2 separate regions of the Homo sapiens genome follow, and region 1 is linked to region 2. The links are chromatin loops, found by intact Hi-C in ENCODE. Cell type or tissue: HepG2. All regions are shown on one strand.

What was found. Hi-C counts contacts between places; a loop is a spot of excess contacts. Peaks named below come from ENCODE experiments on the same cell type or tissue, not always from the same donor. Only the 100,000 strongest peaks of a DNase experiment are listed, where the experiment ranks them.
Region 1: a loop joins it to region 2, with 6 times the contacts of the local background. A loop is called at or near these places in 2 of 110 quality-filtered maps.

Annotation. Positions count from the first base shown.
Region 1 is chr1:229,062,415-229,067,414 of GRCh38, reverse strand. No RefSeq gene overlaps it. Among named protein-coding and RNA genes, the nearest start is that of LINC02815, 90 kb to the left of the region's middle. In HepG2, no CTCF peak of the experiment used is centred here; a DNase peak (open chromatin) is centred at 2,874.
Region 2 is chr1:228,836,026-228,841,025 of GRCh38, reverse strand. No RefSeq gene overlaps it. Among named protein-coding and RNA genes, the nearest start is that of RHOU, 100 kb to the right of the region's middle. In HepG2, no CTCF peak of the experiment used is centred here; DNase peaks (open chromatin) are centred at 1,675, 2,375, 2,885 and 4,365; H3K4me3 peaks cover 1,151 bases.

The DNA.
Region 1 (5,000 bases), 230 kb before region 2:
GGCTGGCAGCTCCTCTGTTCTGTCTGGGGGTGGTGTGTTCATGCAGGATTTGAGGAGACTGAATCATGTAATCATGTGGAGCTTTGGCTTTGAAATACTTTCTGTGCCCTGGACGATGACATCTCAAATGTTATTGAAGTTCTTGAAGCCCCCATTCCTCCTCTGTATGACAAGAATCCTAGTGACCACTTCACAGGGTGGTGATAAGATTTCAGTAGATACAGCACAGAAAGTGCTGAGGACAGGGCTGGGCACAGAGGAGGTGATCTTGGTTGTAATCATCATTATTATGCTTATAAAGGCTGCTTAGGCAATGCATGGAAGCTGGAAAGAAGTGGGTCTTCTCTGTACAGAATATGGGTAAGGAAAAAGCTTACTCTCAACATCAAGCGATGCTTCCTCTGGGCTGGAGTGGAAAAGTTGCTCCTGGCCTGCTTGCTTTGGTCTGGGAATGTCTCTGTGGCCTCCAAAAAGCAGATGAGGCTGGAGAGGGTTTCTTTTCTGGGGCAGCCTCTGGAGTTCAGACATTCAGGTTTCCCATCCTTCCCAGGGTGCTTATCTTAAAAACGTGTACCTCAGTCAAGAGATTCACTTCTAATAAGGAGAAGTTGCCAGAGCTGGCCACAGAGGGTGGTGAATGCAAGTGTAGCCCCATGGTGTTATGACAGATACTGGTTTTCATTCATGGTTCCTGGCTAATAACTCCCATAGCCCTCGTTAGTCTTTTATTATAATGTTGGGTGTGTTAGGCCTCACGGGTAGGCTTCAGACCTTCTCCTGCCTTCCTCCCACTCAAATGTTCCCCAGCCTTTCTGACTGTGCATCTTGAGACCTCCTATGAGGGTCCCACCCTGTAAAGCGGGGAAAGGAATGCTGATGTCACGAAGCTTCCATAAAAACCCAAGAGGACAGGGTGTGGGGAACTTCCCCATAGCTGGACACATGGAGGTTCTTGGAGCGTGGCGCTTAGGGAGGGCATGGAAGCTCCGCACCCCTTCCCACATACCTCGCCCTACTCGTCTCTTCGTCTGTATCCTTTGCAATATCCTTTATTATAAACTGGTAAACATAAATGTTTCCCTGAGATCTATGAGCCAATTCAGCAAATTAATCAAACCCAAAGAAGGGCACCCATGATCCCCTCTTGAAGCTGATTGGTCAGAAGTTCTGGAGGTCTGGACTTACGACTGGTGTGTTTGGTGGGGGGGCAGTCTTGGGAACTGAGCCCTCAACCTGTGGGATCTGACACTATCTCCATGTAGATAGTGTCGGAACTCAAATAGAGGACACCCAGCTGGTATCCTCTGCTTGGAGCATGTGGTAAAAAAAACTCACATATGGCCACAGAAGTTGTCTGTGTTTGATGATTGTTGTGGTATGAGAGTAGAGGGGAAGCATAGTTAGAAAGAGTTCTCTCTATACAAACCCCCAGTGGGAAGGTTTGATTGGAAAGGCATGCATGGGCTGGAGGCTGGGCTGCAGGGAAAGACACTTGCATGTGTTGTGGTCATGCTCTCAGCCTGGACACAGGGGCCAGAGGGCTGGCCCTGAAGGGTGGCAGGGCCGCCTGAGGCGGCATCTTACACTCTGCAAACAGATGCCACTCGGTTGCATACATGGGAGCAAAGTCCAGAGAGACTTTTTCTGATCCTTGAGATGGCTCCTTTGTAACTGAAGGAGAAAATGCATTTTAGAGAATTAAAATTTGGAAGTTGGCAGTATCCTACTGGTCAGCACTTGGAAAAAGGAAGTAAGAGAGGGAGGGAGGGAGGGAGGAAAGGAGGCTGGATTGGCTCTTCAACTATGAAACTTTTGACAAGTTCCATCTTGATTTTCACTCCTCTCTTTCCCATGCACTAAAGTTGACATCTAAGATAAATCACAGTGCAATTCACATGGACTCTGAAGATGAGTGTGCTAGACATTTCTTTCACTGCTGTTTGGCTGCTATGCACCCTTACAGGGATTTCTCTGGAGAGGTAGATTTCTCTGGAGAGATTGTAATCAAGTCCTGCTGGCAGAAGATGCTACCATCAGGTGTTTCTTCCTAGTCTAGAATGACATTTAACCCTAGGAAGCATGCAGCTTCTGGGGCGAACCCTGGCCACAGCCTCCTGCCGCTCTGGAGCCTCAGGTGGTAGACGTGCCGAGGTGGCACCTCATCCCACTTAGCACCCGTTTTTGGAACAACATCGTACAGAACATGTGGGCTTTTCTTTCGAAAGCTGTCACTTGGGGAGCAATCTGTGTGTCCTCCTATTATATAGTTTGATGTCTTGTTAGAATAGAAAGATTTCAAAATTAGCATCAACATTTGGGGAGAAATCAAATCTCTTCCATATGCTACTTTGCTTGGGTAGCACCAAAAAAAAAGGCAGAGCTAAGCCCCAGAATGTGTCTCTCATAGCCCCCGCCCCGCGGCCCAAGCAGGTGTGTTCTCAGACGTGCCACCTCCACAGTGGCCTAATTTCAGCTTCTATGGCTGCTCCCTGCTCTTCATCCCCATGTTCTCTCTTCCCCCATCATCTGGCTCTGTTCCCCCTCTGCTCTTGCTTCCCTTGCTGATGCACCGTTGCTGATGCGGTGGCATTGTAACTTGAAGGCCAGCAATCTGAGACCCCCCTCCTCACTCCTGGGCTCTCTCCCTCATGCTGATTCTTACGGGAGGAAGGGCTGGGAATTGGTCAACGTGCCTCTGATCTGGCCACACCCTATTCTCCAGGGAGCCTTGTCAGGCCTTGCCTCACCCTAAACATAAAAACAAATGACGCTGACCTCAAAGTCAAGGCTTCCATAGAACTCTCAGATTAGAGAGCGAATATTCCCAGATCAAAGTAGGCACAACTCTTTTATGGACCACTCTCGGCAGTGAAGGATTCTGTTCTCTGACTCATTCATTGGAATCTTTGCAACTTGTTCAACTGCATATCCTACAGACAGGTCTCTGGGCATTTCATGGTGCCCTGTTGGCCAGAAAAAAGACCTTAGACCTTGACCTTTTTTGTTTTAACTGAATAATCTCCTGGGTCTCATCTAAGTAAATATTTTTCTTGTTCACGAAAGTTCCTGTGGTGAGCAGTGAATTCTCATACAAAAAATACTATCAAGCAAGGATTTCTTGCCTTCTAGGAAATCATCATTTTATCCAGGTTGATCTATCTTGGAAGATTACCAATTAGTCCTAACCATAAAAAAAATCAGTAAAATGCTTCCCTTTTGGCCTTTCATGCTGCCAGAGCAGATAAACTTCACCTCCCAGGGTCCAAGCACCGAGTACTGGCCTTGGGCTCTTTTTTTAGTACCTTGAGACCAAGGAAAACAAAGCAAATTCAGAATGAATAAAAATGATTTCATATATTATAATATATCATATTAATAGAGTGAAGTAGAAAAGTATGTTCTTTTCTTAATATACACAGAAAGAAAGAGACAATATTCAACATCAATGAGTTCTAAATCATTGGTAGCAAACTTGAAATAGGACAGAGCTTCCTTTTTGGGGCCCTTTGTCTTTGGCTCAGATTAATTCATTGAATCAAATAGCTGACACCTTGGAGATTTTGTAAGTCTGAGGTCAAGTGAGTGCCAGTGGAGAGGGAAGACGGACAAAAATAGGAGGGGGCAGAAGCCATCCAGGGTAGTTGTAAATTCCAGGCTTACCTCCGGGCTCTCAGGGGTCTCACTGGCATATTGAAGAAAATCAAAATATTTCATCCCAAAATATATTTCTTTGACACATTTTGAGATTGCTGTTCACAGAGCCCGCATACAGAAGCAGCCCTGCAAGGCTGTCATTTGTGGGGAAATTTGCACCTGCAGAGAATCTGATTGACGCAGCTGTCTCGGAGGCCCTCACTTGTCTGGATCTAGGAAAGATTAACTGAGGTTCTTTTTTAAAGAACTGACATCTTTAAAGATCTGAAAGAAACATTCACCATCTATGCTTTCTGAGGGCTGCTACCTGTGGGGTTTCTTGTATGTAACAAGGTGACCTTTGCTAGCCAGGCCTCCTCTTCTCCCCCTTCCATAACCTGTGTTGTCACCATAACCTGTTGCACCTCCAATGCTTGTTTTTGGTCATATTCTGAGTCTTCTTGTCTCTGTAACCTCAAGATGTACCCCACTGGGTGGCTGGGTAATCACTTTGTGATTTTCTCCTCTGTGCATGTTAGTAACTTTGTCTGCCTTTTCTCTTACTGATCTGCCTTTTGTCAGTTGATTTTTCAGCAAACCTTCAGAGAGCGAAGGGAAAGTTTTCCCTTGACCCCTACAATGTTAAGGTGGCACTGAGACACTGGCCAGTAGGGGCACCTCTCCTGGCCTCCCTCTTCTCCCCAGCATCTTGCATTGTCACAGTCCTAGCTTCTGTTCCCGACTAGTGGGACTGGAAAAAATGTGGGAGCAGCTTCAAGCCTGTTCTTCTCTCCTGTCCTGTATATGAGTGAGGGCACCAGGGCAGCCAGGCAGGATAGACTTTCATTTCTCTCTCACAGAACAGTCCAGAGGCAGGGCGGTCCTGGCAGGTTGGCTGGATGCATGAGGCCATCCCAAGACCCCAGCTCCTCCCCTCTTGATGCTCTGTCATCCCCTGGGTGGCTCACATCTGCACCTGCAGCCCATGGGAAGCACAGGGGGAGTAGAGGATGCCCCCTTCCTTTGTAAGAGATGGTACCTAGGAGCTGTCCTGGTCTACTTCTGCTCAGATCCCATCAGCTGGAACTCAGACAATGCCACACGCAGCCCCCAGGGAGACTGGGAGTGCTGGTCTCCAGCTGGGAAGCTGTGTGCCCTGCTGACCCCCTATTGAAGGAAAGAATGAGAGAATGGAGACAAGCACAGCCAGCCACTCCCTCCCTCCCAGCTCAACTCGGACCCCGCTTTCCACGGGAGTTCTGGGCTTGGGCCCCTTCCCAGTGCTCCTGCATGCCAGTGTCTGCGTCTGAGGGCCCCACATCCCCGCAGGTCCCGATTTGAGGGGCTAGCCACTCCCTTGGCTTCTG
Region 2 (5,000 bases):
AACCCTGTACTTTGGGGTTTTATAGAGGCTTCATTATGTAGGCATGATTGATTAAATCATTGGCCATTGATGTTCAGCTCAACCTTCAGCCCCTCTTCCCTCCCCTGAGGTTAGGGGTGGGGGTGAAAGTTCCAACTTTATAATCACATGGTTGGTTCCCCTGGCCACCAACTCCCATCCCGAGGCTATCTAGGAGCCCAGCCAGAGTTGCCCGATTAGAACAAAAGATGCTACTAGCACTCCTATCTCTCAAGAAACTCCAAGGATTTTAAGAGCTCTGTGTCAGGAACTGAGGGCAGAGACCAATATGTGTACAGTCATATGCTAAATAATGGCATTTTAGCCAAGGATGGGCCATACATATGATGGTGATCTCAAAAGATTACAATGAATCTGAAAAATACCTATCCCTTAGCGATGCATGCCATGGTTGTCATAATGTCATAGTGCAATTACTTTATTTTTTAATAAATTTAGTGTAGCTAAAATAAATTTAGTGTACAGTAATGTAACATCCCAGGCCTTTCCATTCATTCACCGCTCACTCACTGGCTCACTCAGGGCAACTTCCAGTCCCACAGGCTCCATTCACGGTAACTACCCTAGACCGTGTACCTTTTTTCATCTTTTTTTTAATTTTTTTTTTTTTCAGACAGAGTCTCGCTCTGTGGCCCAGGCTGGAGTGCAGTGGTGCAGTGGCACAATCTCGGCTCACTGCAACCTCCACCTCCCAGGTTCAAATGATTCTCCTGCCTCAGCCTCCCGACTAGCTGGGATTACAGACACACACCACCACACCCAGCTAATTTTTCTACTTTTAGTAGAGATGGGGTTGCACCATGTTGGCCAGGCTGGTCTCAAACTGCTGACCACAAGTGATCCGCCCACCTTGGCCTCCCAAGTGCTGGGATTACAGGCGTGAGCCACCACGCCCAGCCCCATTTTTCATCTTTTCTAACCACATTTTTATGGTACCTTTTCTGTGTTTAGATATGTTTAGATTCACAAATACCACTGTGTTACGATTGCCTACAGTATTTGGTACAGGAGCAATAGGTTATCCCATATAGTATAGGTATGTAGTAGGTTATACCGTCTAGGTTTGTGTAAGTACTCTCTATGACGTTCAAACAACAATGAAATCACCTGATGCATTTCTCAGACTGCATCCCCATCATTAAGCAATGCGTGACTGTACTTCTTATTATTCCACAGTGGCAAAAATAAAGCAGAGCAAAACAAAACAGTGCGTGTGTGTGTGTGTGTGTGTATGCAAGTGTGTGCATCCAAGCCTCTGTGTCTGCACAGAGTAAGGGTCCGTGGCCCTCATCAATAGCATCTCATGGGCTTTGGATCAGGCATTTGTCATTTGTAATATGTCCCCTTCCATTCTAGTTCTTGCTCGGTAAACCAGTTCAAAAACGCTCATTTCTGCCTCATTCTTCATTCTCTAGCCCCATGCCTCTCCAGGATGGTCAGAGGCCACCTTAGATGGCCCCGGCCTGCCCTGTACTTAGCTTCCCTTCCTCTCACCCCATAAGCCCTCTGTGAAGAGCAGGCTCTCTCCCTCCGCTCCACTGCCCCAGCGTCTTAGCTGAGTTCATGACCATTTTCAAAAATAAACAACAAATATAGTGGGCTGTGGGGGAGACAACGCACTTTGGAGCAAGAGGATCATGAGTCATGGTTTGGCTATTTCTCTGAATTCTAGTCTTGATCAAGTTACTGAAGCTCCCTGTGCCTCACTTTTTTCATCTGTAAACTGGGACTGATGGTATGTATTATCTACCTGACGTGGTTGTTGAGGAGATAAGAGCAAATGGGAGCAGGCATACAAAAGCCCAGGAGTGACGGCAGATTGTGCTAGAGGGCTGGGACACAGCCACATGTCCCACAGGGCCCTGACCACAGCAGGGAATATAGACCCATGACCAGCCCCACACCCCAGAAGAAAGTCAGATGAAAACTGAGATCACTTATTTTCTAAGGTCCTTCTTTCCTTGGGGAGTGTCTATTTGCATGGCCAGTGTAAGAGTGAATGGATTCAAACAGGATAATGGGAACAACTGCGGAAGCTTGGTCCAAACAACTTGAGTTGACCTCCTTAAGTGTAGCCTCCTGTGGTGACAGCGCACAGGAAATGAGGGGAATTGTTGCCTCTTTGTCCAGTTAGAGCTGAGTTACAGCTCAGAGAACCCTTTAGAACCTTGGATGAAAGGAGCTAGACTTCTTTCTGCCCACGATTCTAGAACACCAACCCTGTGGACACACCTTTTTTAAAACCACCAAACAAAACCACATGGAGTGTTTATAACCAAGGAATAATGGCTCGGACCTCCCTTCCCTCAGATAGCAGGAGCTTCTTACGTAAGGGGCACTCGATTGTGTTCACAGAGCCAACAGCATGAGTCACTGACCCCTGAGGTCATTCTGGCTCTTTTCAAAGCAAACAGAGTCCTGTTTTATAGATACAGGTAAGAAGTGAAAGAAAAAAGAAAAAGACAAAAGTTAAGAATCTGAAGGCACCCAGTGAGCAGTGGGGACAAGCACCTTCTCTGTTCATTGCTGGAATCCTGGTCACCCTCGCAGAGGCAGCACATTAATGGTTCAAGGCCTTTGCACCAGTGTGTGATGTAATCGCCACAGCTCAGCAGATTGCTGAAGGAACCACCCAGCTGCTTCTTACAAGTACATACATATCCATGGTGAAAATGTTCTCTGTGCTTGTTCCCTGGGCACAATTCACAACAGAATTTAGAACTGTACTCAACATGCCTCCCTGCACTAAATATATGTCATTGCTAACGTGTGGCTCTGTCACAGAAGCCTCCGAGCTATTCAGAAACTCTCAGGAGGTCAGAAGGGCTACCTTTGTCCAGAGCTCTGGTTAAAGATTAACAGGCTGGAGTCTTTGGGCCTGGCAGGGCCTAATGTAGTCTGCTGTCACCTCTCCGGGGTGAAGGAGCTGTGCGGGGCAGGCCCAGTGCCCACCGGATGACAAGAACAAAAGCCACCACACCCAGAGGCAGGATCTAGCATCTTGACCCCAGCTCTCCCTGAACTTCTCGGGGCCTCTGTTTCCTCAGTTGTGACATAGTGGGGTTGGACCTGACTCCCAGGGTACATGACAGAGGAGGTTTGCAAGGGAGCTGGGCTGGGGTTTGGCCTGCTGCTGGGGCCCTGAGCCCTGACTGCCCCATGGAAGCACAGCAGTGCAGCCCACTTCTGCGTCTGTTGGGGCCTCCAGCTTTCCTCTTCAGGGTTGCTGAGGAAGTTCTGGCAAGTTCCATCCACAGGAAGGTGTGCTGGGGAGGGATAGCAAATGGCAGACGCAAACACTAAGCCACAGGAAGCTCCCCATGGGACCACCAGGTGAAAACTGAGCTTGGCCTTGCTCAGGGGAGCAACCTGACATGGGTTTTTTTTGTTTTTTTGGGGTTTTTTTTGAGACAGTCTTGCTCTGTCGCCCAGACTGGAGTGCAATGGCATGATCTTGGCTCACTGCAACCTCTGCCTCCTGGGTTCAAGCGATTCTCCTGCCTCAGCCTCCTGAGTAGCTGGGATTACAGGAGTGTGCCACAACTCCCCGCTAATTTTTGTATTTTTAGTAGGGACGGGATTTCACATGTTGCCCAGGCTGGTCTCAAATACCTGACCTCGTGATCCACCCACCTTGGACTTCCAAAGTGCTGAGTTTACAGGCATGAGCCACCACGCCCGGCCACCTGACATGGTTTTTATGTTCTGTGAGAAGTTTTGTTGTTTTCTTCTTTTTAACGAGAAGATTTATGAGAATTCCTGCATCTTAACATCTATCCTGACACCGAGATAGAAGGCATTCTGAAACTACACATAATCCAGAAATGTGAACTTCCACCTCGTACCCAGAGGCCTCGCCCAACATCAGGTGCTCTCAGGCTCCAGATCCATTTTCAGTCAGGAAAAGAAATGAAAATACAAAACCAAGCAATTGAGTGAGCCATCTCTTAAGGACTGAATTATCAGGCATCTATAATGCTCTTTACCCTTTTTTCTTTCCCAGTCAGCGATGCTGCTTACACTACACATAAGATAAATGCAGCCTGGAAATGCAGCCTTCCCATTTTTGTTCCAAGCAGGTGGAAGCTTCTCCCTGCTGCTGTGTGGTCCTGACACACATACCCCAGTTAAAAACAAATAAAAACAGAAATGGCCCCACCATCACTAAATAAAACACCATGTATCTCCTTTGGTCCAATCACCCCATCTCACGTGGCTGAGTGACGCTGGCAGAGCATGGACCCCTGGATGCTGGGTAACTGCAGCAGAGATTCTCTCCCTCTGTAAACAGGCTGCAACCCGAGGAATGAATGTGTGCCTTCTTCTAGGGCTGCTCCTACCCTTTGCTTGCACAGCCTCTCTCTGTGCTCTGGTTCATTACAATGCTGAAGTCACTCTGCTTATCAGGGACCTTTGAGCTGCAGAGCACTGGCAGAGGCTGTGAGGAGGGATAAAAGAAACAGAGGACTGTATTTCTGGCCCTGAGGAGTCTACCTTCTAAGGAAGAAGCAGGTAAAGTGCATATAAAAGATAATATGTTACTACATACATAAAGAAATGCAAACTCCTCTGCTGTGAACGATACTCTCAAGCCCTGGGGGCTATGGGATTAGTGAACATCGTCAACCAGGTAACTCAGGGAAAGCTTAGCCGGGTGGTGAATCCATCATTGATCCCACTAGCACAGATAGTCAGGTGCAGACATTCCAGTCAGTAAAGGCTTGCCCTCCAGTGTGCATGCTAGTGCAGGCATCCCAGGGTAGGAAACTGTAGGCAGGCTTGTTGCAGCAGTGTGGGAAAGAAACAGGGGTGAGCCACGCGGAAGGACTTACCCATGCAGAACATCAGCGCCCATTCACACATCTGTCCCTTTAACAAATGTGTATTGCCTGTTCTGACACTGACATGAGCATTCATTCATGCTGACAAATCTGGCTAATTATGATAGGCAATCAGCAACC